Regions from separate parts of the Homo sapiens genome. Here region 2 is linked to region 1. The links are chromatin loops, found by intact Hi-C in ENCODE. Cell type or tissue: endothelial cell of umbilical vein. All regions are shown on one strand. Each heading gives the region's core, and the rest is flanking DNA. Links, peaks and the distances in the headings are about the cores only.

Region 1 (5,373 bases), core at 324-5,323:
CATCTTTTTTTTTTTTTTTTTGGAGAGAGAATCTCGCTTTGTCGCCAGGCTGGAGTGCAGTGGTGTGATCTCGGCTCACTGCAACCTCCGCTTCCTGGGTTCAAGCGATTCTCCTGCCTCAGCCTCCTGAGTAGCTGGGACTACAGGCGCCCGCCACCACGCCCAGCTAATTTTTGTATTTTTAGTAGAGACGTGGTTTCACCATGTTGGCCAGGAAGGATGGTCTGGATTTCTTGATCTCGTGATCCGCCCTCCTCGGCCTCCCAAAGTGCTGGGATTACCGGCGTGAGCCACCGCGCCCGGCCAGAACTCTTTTCATCTTGTGAAACTGAGACTCTAAATCCATGGAACAGCAACTCCCCATTCCCCGCCCACCAACCCCTCCCCCTGGCGACCACACCATTCTACTTTTTGTCTCTATGAATCTGACTACCTTAGGTAGTGGGATTATGCAATATTTGTCCCTGTGTGACTGGGTTATTTCACTCAGCATAATGTCTTCAAGGTTTATCCATGGTGTAGCATGTGTCAGAATTTCTTTATTTTTAGTTTTTGAGATGAGCCTGGCTCTGTCGCCCAGGCTGGAATGCAGTGCCTCAATCATGGCTCACTGCAGCCTTGAACTCCTGGGCTCAAAAGATCCGCGTCTCGCTCTTGTTGCCCTGGCTGGAGCGCAATGGCGCAATCTCGGCTCACTGCAACCTCCACCTCCCGGGTTCAAGCGATTCTCCTGCCTCAGCCTTCTGAGTAGCTGGAATTACAGGCGCCCGCCACCGTGCCCGGCTAATTTTTTTTTTTTGTATTTTTAGTGGAGATGGGGTTTCGCCATGTTGGCCAGGCTGATCTCGAACTCTTGACCTCAGGCGATCCACCCACCTCAACCTCCCAAAGTGCTGGGATTACAGGCGTGAGCCACGGCACCCGGCCCAGCTTTATTTATTTTTATAAATTTATGGGAAACAAGTGTAATTTTGTGACATGCATAGATTGTGGAGTGGTGAACTCAGGGCTTTTAGAATCTCCATCACCCAAACAAATGTACCTTGTACCCATTCGGTAACTCCTCATCATCCAGGAATATTTAATTTGAAATTAATTTTATATGAAAACAAACAAACATATTAGATCCTATATACTTGTGGCAAGTGGCTCTCCTGGAGTTTGCTGTCTTTTGACAGGCAGGTGTGTAGGTGGAAACTCTGGAGGGTGAGGTTCTGGACTGAGGCTCTTCCAGGGGTGGCTGAGGCACCATTTCTCCAGAAAACCCTCCCTGGACACCTTATTTCTGGGGTCCCACTCACTCCATGCTTGTGAACCTGTATATTTTCCTCTTATTTATTTATTTATGTTTTGAGATGGAGTTTCGCTCTTGTTGCCCAGGCTGGAGTGCAATGGTGTCATCTCGGCTCACCGCTAACTCAGCCTCCCGGGTTCAAGCCATTCTCCTGCCTCAGTCTCCAGAGTAGCTGGGACTACAGGTGTGCGCCACCATGCCCGATTAACTTTTTTGTATTTTTAGTAGAGACGGGGTTTCACCATGTTGGCCACGCTGGTCTCGATCTCCTGACCTCGCCATCTGCCCGCCTCAGCCTCCCAAGGTGCTGGGATTACAAGCATGAGCCACCGTGCCCAGCCTTATTTTCCTCCTAACTGTGCTGTTCCTGAAGGCAGGGTCCCTTCATTTCTGTGCTTCTGGCACAGGGAAGAGCTGCCACGCTATGGGCATATGGTGCCCCCCCACCCCCACCCCCCAGGACCCTCTGGTTGTGCTTGGCTTCAAAGAACCTTGTGATCTTGTCGAGAAGACAGAAAACCATTTGGTTCTGATACAGGAGTCGGGCAGGGAAGTGCTGGGGAGAGAAGGGCGGGTCTCTGGCTAGGGCTTCACCCCCGGGCCTGTGCCCACGGACCTCGGCAAGGACAGGCATTTCTGTTTTCATGCCCAAATGTTGCATTTCCCAAGACCATCCTGGCCTGCCACACCCGTATCCTGTGCCTATAAAAGCCCTGAGACCCTAGCGGGCAGACACAGAAGTGGCTGGACGTCGAGGGGAACGCACGGGCATAGGAGTACACTGACAGGTGGATGCCGGCAGGTCACTGACCAGCAGAACGATTTGCGGAGTATGGCCGAGGTGGTTGGAGGAGGCCCGGGCACTGGGTGGCCCGACTCCGGGCCGGGGGAAACCGCCTTCCCACTCCATCCCCCTTCTGGCCACCCCATCCACCTCGCTGAGAACTACCACTCCATAAAAAACCTTACACTCATTCTCCAAGCCCACATGTGATCCCATTCTTCCAGTACACCAAGGCAGGAACCCCAGGACACAGAAAGCCCTCTGTGCTTGTGATGAGGCAGAAGGTCTAATAGAGCTGATGAACACAAGCCGCCTACAGACGGCAAAACTGAAAGAGCCCCCGTCACACACGCCCACTGGGGCTTCAGGAGCTGTAAGCATTCACCCCCAGATGCTGCCGTGGGGTTGGAGCCCCACAAGCTGCCCGTCAGCAGGCTCCCCCTAGAGGTTTGAGCAGTGGGATTCTGAAAAAACGAGCTATTCCCGCTGTCACACGCCCTGCGACGGGGACAAGGGAACCTTTCCTGTTTCCGTTCCTGTTTCCAGTCCCCAGTGCCCTTGTGGTATTTCAAAAGCATGCATGTCGGCCGCGCACGGTGGCTCACGCCTGTAATCCTAGCACTTTGGGAGGCCAAGGCGGGCGGATTGCCTGAGCTCAGGAGTTGGAGACCAGCCTGGGCAACACGGTGAAACATCGTCTCTACTAAAATACAAAAAAAAAAAAAAAAAAAAAAAAAAAATTAGCCAGGCGTGGCGGCGAGCGCCTGTAGTCCCAGCGACTCGGGAGGCTGAGACAGGAGAATCGCTTGAACCTGGGAGGTGGAGGTTGCAGTGAGCCGAGATCGCGCCACTGCACTCCAGCCTGGCAACAGAGCCAGACTCCGTCTCCAAAAATAAAAATAAAAATAAAAATAATAAATAAATAAATAAATAAAATAGAAAGCATGCATGTCCTTTCAATGTAGAGTATCCACACCACAAAAAATCCTGGGTTACATGGATTTTATAAACCAGGCAGGGGGAACGAGGCCTCTAGCAACAAGACCACAACAAACATTGCAGATGCAGATAAATGCAGAACACGGTAGATTAGGGAGGCGTGATCCACTCCAGGGGCTTTCCGGGACTGATAGAACACTGCTTTACAAAACAAAGAGAAGCAGAGTTTAGAAACCTGCAGGGTGTCACTGCTCGCAGGAAACACCAGTCCTTATGAGCTGTTGCAAAAGCTGGGGACTTTCTGGTGTTTGAGCTGCTGATTTCATGGTTTTAAATGGGGCTTCTTGTACCTCACCCTGCCTTTCCAGTGCACCCAGTGGAGACGGAGGGACAGTGGCCCTGGGGGCCAATGACTTGAGAAGGAGACACAGATCTGAGGCCAGCATAGCCAGGGGTCAGGGGTCAGGGACCAGCTGGGCAGGAGCAGGGATGTGTCTTCAGGACAATGGGGCTCATGGGATTGGGGTCAATGTGTGTGAGTGTGTGTTCCTGCCTGGATTGTTTATTCAGCTTCTGCCCTGGCATCTCACCTTAGGGTCTAACAGGGACCTCAAACACAAACACCGTCTATCCCAAATTGAGCTCTTTTTAGTTCCTCTTTTTCTTTTCTTTTCTTTCTTTCTTTCTTTCTTTTTTTTTTTTTTTTTTGAGATGGAGTTTTGCTCTTGTTGCCCAGGCTAGAGTGCAATAACGTGATCTCAGCTCACTGCAACCTCCGCCTCCTGGGTTCAAGGGATTCTCCTGCCTCAGCCTCCCGAGTAACTGGGATTACGGGCACGTGCCACCACGCCCGGCTAATTTTATATTTTTAGTAGAGATGGAGTTTCACCATGTTGGCCAGGCTGGTCTCGAACTCCTGACCTCAAGTGATCTGCCTCCCTGGGCCTCCCAAAGTGCCGGGATTACAGGCATGACCCACCGCGCCCGGCCCTTTCAGTTCCTCTTTCTACATTGCGCGTTTAACCCATTCCTGCCCCCTCTTCCCGCTCAGTTAACCCTGCTGTCACTTTCTCAGCAGCATACAAAGCTTCTTCAGGAAGCCTTCCTTTCCTCGCCCACAGGCCCTCCCCAGCCAGTGCTGAGTTGATGGTTCTTCCTCCAAGATTCACTATCTACCCTTTTGTTTTTTGAGACGGAGACTTCGCTCTTGGCGCCCAGGCTGGAGTGCAGTGGTACAATCTTGGCTCACTGCAACCTCCGCCTCCCGGGTTCAAGCGATTCTCCTGCCTCAGCCTCCTGTGTAGCTGTGATTACAGGCGCCTGCCACCATGCCCAGCTAATTTTTTTTTTTTTTTGTATTTTTAGTAGAGATGGGGTTTCTCCATGTTGGCCAGGCTGGTCTTGAACTCCTGACCTCAGAGGATCCACCCACCTCAGCCTCCCAAAGTGCTGGGGTTACAGGCGTGAGCCACCGCACCCTGACATGATCTGCTTTTAATCTGACATCTTCTCACTGTTGTCACAGCCACCTCCAGTCCCAAACACCATCGTCATCTCTCTTTTGGGACTTTGGCAACAACATCCCCTGCCAACTCTCACCCCTAAAGGTTCATCCTCATACAGCAGCCTGAAGGTGACTTTAAAAAATGTAATCAGGCTATGTGTCGCCTTGTTTAACTCATCAATAATTCCCTATTTCACAGAGAAGAAAACTCTTCCGGCCTTCCATGCCCTGGAGGTCCCCGTGATCCAGCCCCTGCCTCCCTCTCTGGCCCCATCCTCTGCCTCCTCTGCTTTCACTCACTGGCCTGCTCCCTCTTCCCCAGCACATACCTGCTGTGTAATATGTGAGTGAATGAGCCAGAGACAGGCAGAGAGAGAGCCTGTGGAGGAGGGAACAGCCGAAGTACGGAATGAGGCAGATAAACACAGGAAGACAGAGACCAGGGGAAGTGGAAACAGATGGCAGAGAGGCCAGGGAATTCTCTCGTGATTTGGGGAACCCCACTTTCTCCAGGGTCCCACCCCTTGTCTTTGTTAGAATTGGGCCTGGGACAGGCTGCTAGTGGGGTTGGGGCTGATGGAGGTGTGGGAGCCGGGAGCTGGGTTCAGGACTGAGTTCTGGACCAGGCTGGAGATGGGCCGGGGTAGGAACTGGGAATTCGTCCCTTCCCAGGAGTTGGCTCTCCTGGGCTCCGCATTTTTGTGATTGGGGGTGGGGAGGGGGGCTGTCTAGGAGGGTTGGTGTTTCCCCTTTCTCTCACATCTTTTTTGCTTCCTGCTTTTGAAGTTCCCCAAATTGTTGGTGTCTCCAAATTCCCAACCAGGAACTGATGCTTCTGCTCCCATCCGCCAG
Region 2 (5,373 bases), core at 102-5,101, 73 kb after region 1:
TATATTTTATTTTTTTGAGATGGAGTGTGGCTCCGTCGCCCAGGCTGTGGCGTGCAGTGGCGCGATCTCAGCTCACTGCAACCGCCGCCTCCTGGGTCCAAGTGATTCTCCTGCCTCAGCCTCCGGAGTAGCCGAGATTATAGGCGTCCACCATCACGCCTGGCTAATTTTTGTATTTTTAGTAGAGACGGGGTTTCACCATGTTGGCCAGGCTGGTCTCCAACTCCTGACTGCAAGTGATCCGCCCGCCTCGGCCTCCCAAAGTGCTGGGATTATAGGTGTGAACTACCATGCCTGGCCAAAATAGTGATGTTTAAAAGCTACATTTTCACATATTAAAACAACTACCACCACCCTGAATGTTCCTCTGTCTGGCAAGAACACTTTTTTTTTTTTCCCGTTGAGACAGGCTCTCACTCTGTCACCGAGGCTGGAGTGCAGTGGCACTGTCACAGCTCACTGCGGTCTTCAACTCCTGGGTTCAAGGGATCCTCCTGCCTCAGCCTCCCAAGTAGCAAGGGTCACAAGTGTCTACCAGCATGCCCAGCTAATTAAAAAAATTTTTTGTAGAGATGGGGTCTTGCTATGTTGTCCAGGCAGGTGGCAAGAATGCTTTTTGAAAGAAGACTGTTCTTCAATTTTAGGAAACTTCTCATGCTGGCTCTTGAATTGTGCAAACACACCCTTTGTTATTCAAAGTTATACAAGACCCTCTTCTGAAAAAGGACTTTGGTTAGAAGGAGATAAAACTGCTCTTTGGTGATCATAAAAATTTTCTAGGTTGCTCCTAGAGATAAGGAGTTTTAGGTAAGGAGGGGATGAGACTGTGGAAGACATGTGTGGTGCTTGTTCGGCTGGACTGGTTTGAACTCCTATAATAGTAGAGTTCTATATCAGAAGGACTTTTGGAGCCAGGTGCATGGCTCACGCCTGTAATCCCAGCAATTTGGGAGGCCGAGGCGGGCGGATCACTTGAGGTCAGGAGTTGGAGACCAGCCTGGCCAACACAGTGAAACCCCGTCTCTACTAAAAATACAAAAATTAGCTGAGCGTGGTGGTGGGCACCTGTAATCCCAGCTACTCAGGAGGCTGAGGCAGGAGAATCACTTGAACCTGGAGGTGGAGGTGGCAGTGAGCCGAGATCGCACCACTGCACTCCAGCCTGGGCGACAGAGCGAGACTCTGTCTCAAAAAAAAAAAAAAAAAAAAAAAAAAAAAAAAGGAATTTTGGGTCATAAACTACAGAAAATCTTTGGATTTAGGTAATGCAGAGACTATTCATTATACAAAGGCGTCTCACACAAAAGACAGGTTGAAGTTCTAACCCCCAGTATCTCAGAAGTTGGTCTTACTTGGAAATAGGAAATAGGGTCGTTGCAGACGTAATAAATTAAGATGAGGTCATGTTGGAGTAGGGTATACCCTTAATCCAATATGGCTGGTGTCCTTACAAGAAGAGACACAGACACACAAGGTAAGAAAGCCATTGGCCAGGCATGGTGACTCACACCTGTAATCCCAGCACTTTGGGAGGCCGAGGCAGGTGGATCGCTTAAGGTCAGGAGTTCGAGACCGCCTGGCTAACATGGTGAAACCCCGTCTCTACTAAAATACAAAAATTAGCCAGTCGTAGGTTAGCGGGCTAATTAATTTTTGTACTAAAAATACAAAAATTAGCAGGCACCTGTAATCTCGGCTACTCGGGAGGCTGAGGCAGGAGAATCACTTGAACCCAGGAGGTGGAGTTTGCCAGTGAGCTGAGTTCATGCCATTGCACTCCAGCCTGTATGACAGAGCGAGACTCCTTCTCAAAAAAAAAAAAAAAAAAAAAAGGCTGTAAAAGAGGAGCTGTGCTTGTTACCTTCCTGTCGTGGGTGTTTCCTTGTGAGGGCAGGAGATTTGGAACAGTGGCAGCTGTCTCATGACTCTGAAGGGAAAGCTGAGTCAAGTCTGTTTAGCGGCTGTAACAAGGTGAATGCGGTGTGACCCTTGGCGGAAGGCAGAAAGCTGGGAGTTTAGCTGTCCACATAGTGGGTCCACCACTGGCTTAATGCCAGGCACTGAGTAAAGTGACCTGCACATCCTGCCTCTCATCTGGAATGAGAAGATACACTTATCTTACAGTTAACCTACTTCCAGGTTTGGGAAAAAAAGAATGGCAAGGGTTAACACAATCTGAAGCAAATATATGAATCATGCTAGAAAGGTAGACAAATGCTTCTAGTAGTGCCCCTGGGATTCTTAGGCTTTGAAATGTCAGAATGAGTCATAACTGGTCATGTTTTATAAGTGAAAAAGCAATCTCATTGTGTATTATTCGTGTGGTACATGATTACTTCATGGGGGTCTACAGGAACAGTCTATTGCCATTTGATAGAATGGTTTCAGAATGAGAAAAGAAACCCATTAAATAAATCAGAATGAGCAGTTGGCACCGCTTCTATCAGTTTTCCACAGGTTGATTTGCACCATCTAAGAATGACAGAGCAAGATATTTATACCTTCTATACACTCAGGCATAGCTACTACCACCTAAAATCAGCCCATTCAGAAGTTAACACACATGGCCGGGCACGGTGGCTCACGTCTGTAATCCCAGCACTTTGAGAGGCTGAGGCGGGTGCATCACCTGAGGTCAAGAGTTCGAGACCAGCCTGGCCAACATGGTGGAACTCCGTCTCTACTTATAAGTATAAAAAAAAATTAGCCTGGCGTGGTGGCAGGCACCTGTAATCCCAACTACTCTGGAGGCTAAGGCAGGAGAATCGATTGAATGTGGGAGGCAGAGGTTGCAGTGAGCCAAGATTGTGCCACTGCATTCCAGCCTGGGTGATAAGAGCAAAACTCCATCTCAAAAATAAAATAAAATAAAATAAAGAAGTTAACACATAAACTCTACAGTGTTTTTTTTTTGTTTTTTTTTTTTTTTTTGGAGACGGCATCTTGCTCTGTCCCCCAGGCTGGAGTGCAGTGGCACGGTCTCGGCTCACTGCAAGCTCTGCCTCCCAGGTTCAGGCCATTCTCCTGCCTCAGCCTCCCGAGTAGCTGGGACTACAGGTGCCCGCCACCATGGCTGGCTACTTTTTGTATTTTTAGTAGAGACGGAGTTTCACCGTGTTAGCCAGGATGGTCTTGATCTCCTGACCTCATGATCTGCCCACCTTGGCCTCCCAAAGTGCTGGGATTACAGGCGTGAGCCACCATGCCTGGCCAGCTCTCCAGTTTTATACCTTGACCATGATGAACTGAGACTAGGAATGGAGTAATTCTGTTCCAGAAGCTCACAAGGAACAGAATGAGATGAGACTGCCTTGGACGTCTGTAGAAAAACTGTTTAGATGGCAGTTGCAAAAAAACTGAAAGGAATTGTTCCCATACATCAGCAAAACTGTTGAGCTACATTTGGGTTCTGTCCCTCTATCAGAGGGACATGAGTGAATAGGAAGTGACCTCATTTGCCATTATGCTCCCCTGCCCTCTGACCACTCACATTAATCCAGAAATCTTTACCAGTTCACAACATCCAATCAGAGCAAATACTGAGGTAGAGGCAGGTCTCTACTTCTCGACGTAAGGAACTGGAATCACCCCTCTCTTGCCTTTGCTGTCCTCTGTGTTCCACGACTGCTCTTCAGGCTTTTATAAATTCTCAGGGTATCCTCCTTCTTAAGCGGAAAATCTTCTCCGTCACTTTCATTAAAGGCAAAGAGGGATTGAGTCATACGTACTCTGCCTCCTCCTGCCTGAGAATCAGCCTGGTTTCCTTCCTGAACCTAGAAGCTGGTTCTATCAACATTGTGGAATCCACATTGTGCAGGAAGACCAGTTAGAATTGAGCTGTAGTCATCTAGGCTGGGGAAGAGAGATACACATTCATTCATTGCTGCTACATTGATGCCTATGGACCATTGATGCCCATGCCAGATATGACAGAATGCCAGGTTCTTCACACACAGTGTAGGTGTTTCTTCTTGCCCCTTGGGCAGTGTATGTTTAGTGGGGGAGGGAGGAATTGCTGGTAAAAATCAGAACAAATCACATTACTAGTAATAAACAAAAAAACCTCACCAGATTCCCAAGAATAGTCCCCTTCAGGCACCAACAGGGAGTTCTAGATGGTTTAGTCAACACTCTTGGGCCGGGCGCGGTGGCTCACGCCTGTAATCCCAGCACTTTGGGAGGCCGAGGAGGGTGGATCACCTGAGGTCAGGAGTTCGCAACAAGCCTGGCCATTGTGAAACCCTATCTCTACTAAAAATACAAAAAATGAGTTGGGCGTGGTGGCGGGTGCCTGTAATCCCAGCTACTCGGGAGGCTGAGGCAGGAGGATTGGTTGAACTCGGGAGGCGGAGGTTGCAGTGAGCAGAGATCGCACCATTGCACTCCAGCCTCAGCAACAAGAGCGAGACTCTGTCTAAAACAAACCAAAACAAAACAAACCACTCTTGGTTTTCTATGCAACATTGACTATAGCTTTGTCCTCTCTTAACTGACCCCAACTGGTGTTTAGGAATTTATGTTATTCTACAACAGCAATGTAGGTACAGTATAACCTTCAGGTGAGGGTGGCTCCAGCCTAGTCCTAGAGGCAGGACCTGATGAAAGTAAGTCAATCATGGTGGAACCTTCCCCCTTGTCAGTGGCTGGTTTAATCATAGACATACGGCATAATTCTGTCAATGGCCGAGGGGCTGTCTGCTGGGGGCTGTAGGATAAAAGATCCTTGGTGCTAAGGGGCACACACTGGAAGAGACGTGCTCATTTTCCTCTGCACTTGGTTATGCCTAGATGCCATATCTGAAACTGCAGTAACCACGTTGCAACCTTACGAGGAAAAAGCTAAAACACTGAGGGGATAGACTGAAAATGTGGGAAGAACCTTAGTCTTTGATGATGTTATTGAGACACTGATAAGCTAATTTTGGAGCATTCCTAGCTCTAGTTTTATTGATATGTGGGATGCCAAAGACTGAATGTGTCTGTGTTTCCCTGTCCCCCAAATGTATATGTTAACTCCTAAAGCCTAATGTGATGGTATTTGGAGGTGGAGCCTTTGGGAGGCGACGAGGTCATGAGAATGGGGGACTCATGAATGGGATTATGACCTTATAAAAGACGCTCCACCAGGCATAGCGGCTCACACCTGTAATCCCAGCACCTTGGGAGGCCGAGGTGAGAGGATTGCTTGAGGCCAGAAGTTTGACACCAGCCTGGGGAAAAAAGTGAGACCCCCATCTGTATAAAAAAATGTAAAAGTGGCCGGGTGTAGTGGCTCACGAGGTCAGGAGTTTGCCAGCACTTTGGGAGACCGAGGCTGGTGGATCACAAGGTCAGGAGTTTGAGACCAGCCTGGCCAAGATGATGAAACCCCGT

The links. Hi-C counts contacts between places; a loop is a spot of excess contacts. Peaks named below come from ENCODE experiments on the same cell type or tissue, not always from the same donor. Only the 100,000 strongest peaks of a DNase experiment are listed, where the experiment ranks them.
Region 2: a loop joins it to region 1, with 4 times the contacts of the local background. A loop is called at or near these places in 100 of 110 quality-filtered maps.

Annotation. Positions count from the first base shown.
Region 1 is chr17:7,130,806-7,136,178 of GRCh38, reverse strand. LOC105371512 (a long non-coding RNA gene) reads right to left here and starts at 4,932. Exons shown (of 3, transcript XR_934191.3): 1 at 4,851-4,932. RefSeq lists enhancers at 2,444-2,553, 4,684-5,221. In endothelial cell of umbilical vein, for the core only: a CTCF peak has its summit at 2,539 (motif pointing left); DNase peaks (open chromatin) are centred at 3,498 and 4,898; H3K27ac peaks cover 1,368 bases.
Region 2 is chr17:7,057,354-7,062,726 of GRCh38, reverse strand. No RefSeq gene overlaps it. Among named protein-coding and RNA genes, the nearest start is that of SLC16A11, 16 kb to the right of the region's middle. In endothelial cell of umbilical vein, for the core only: no CTCF peak of the experiment used is centred there; DNase peaks (open chromatin) are centred at 2,106 and 3,726; H3K27ac peaks cover 3,903 bases.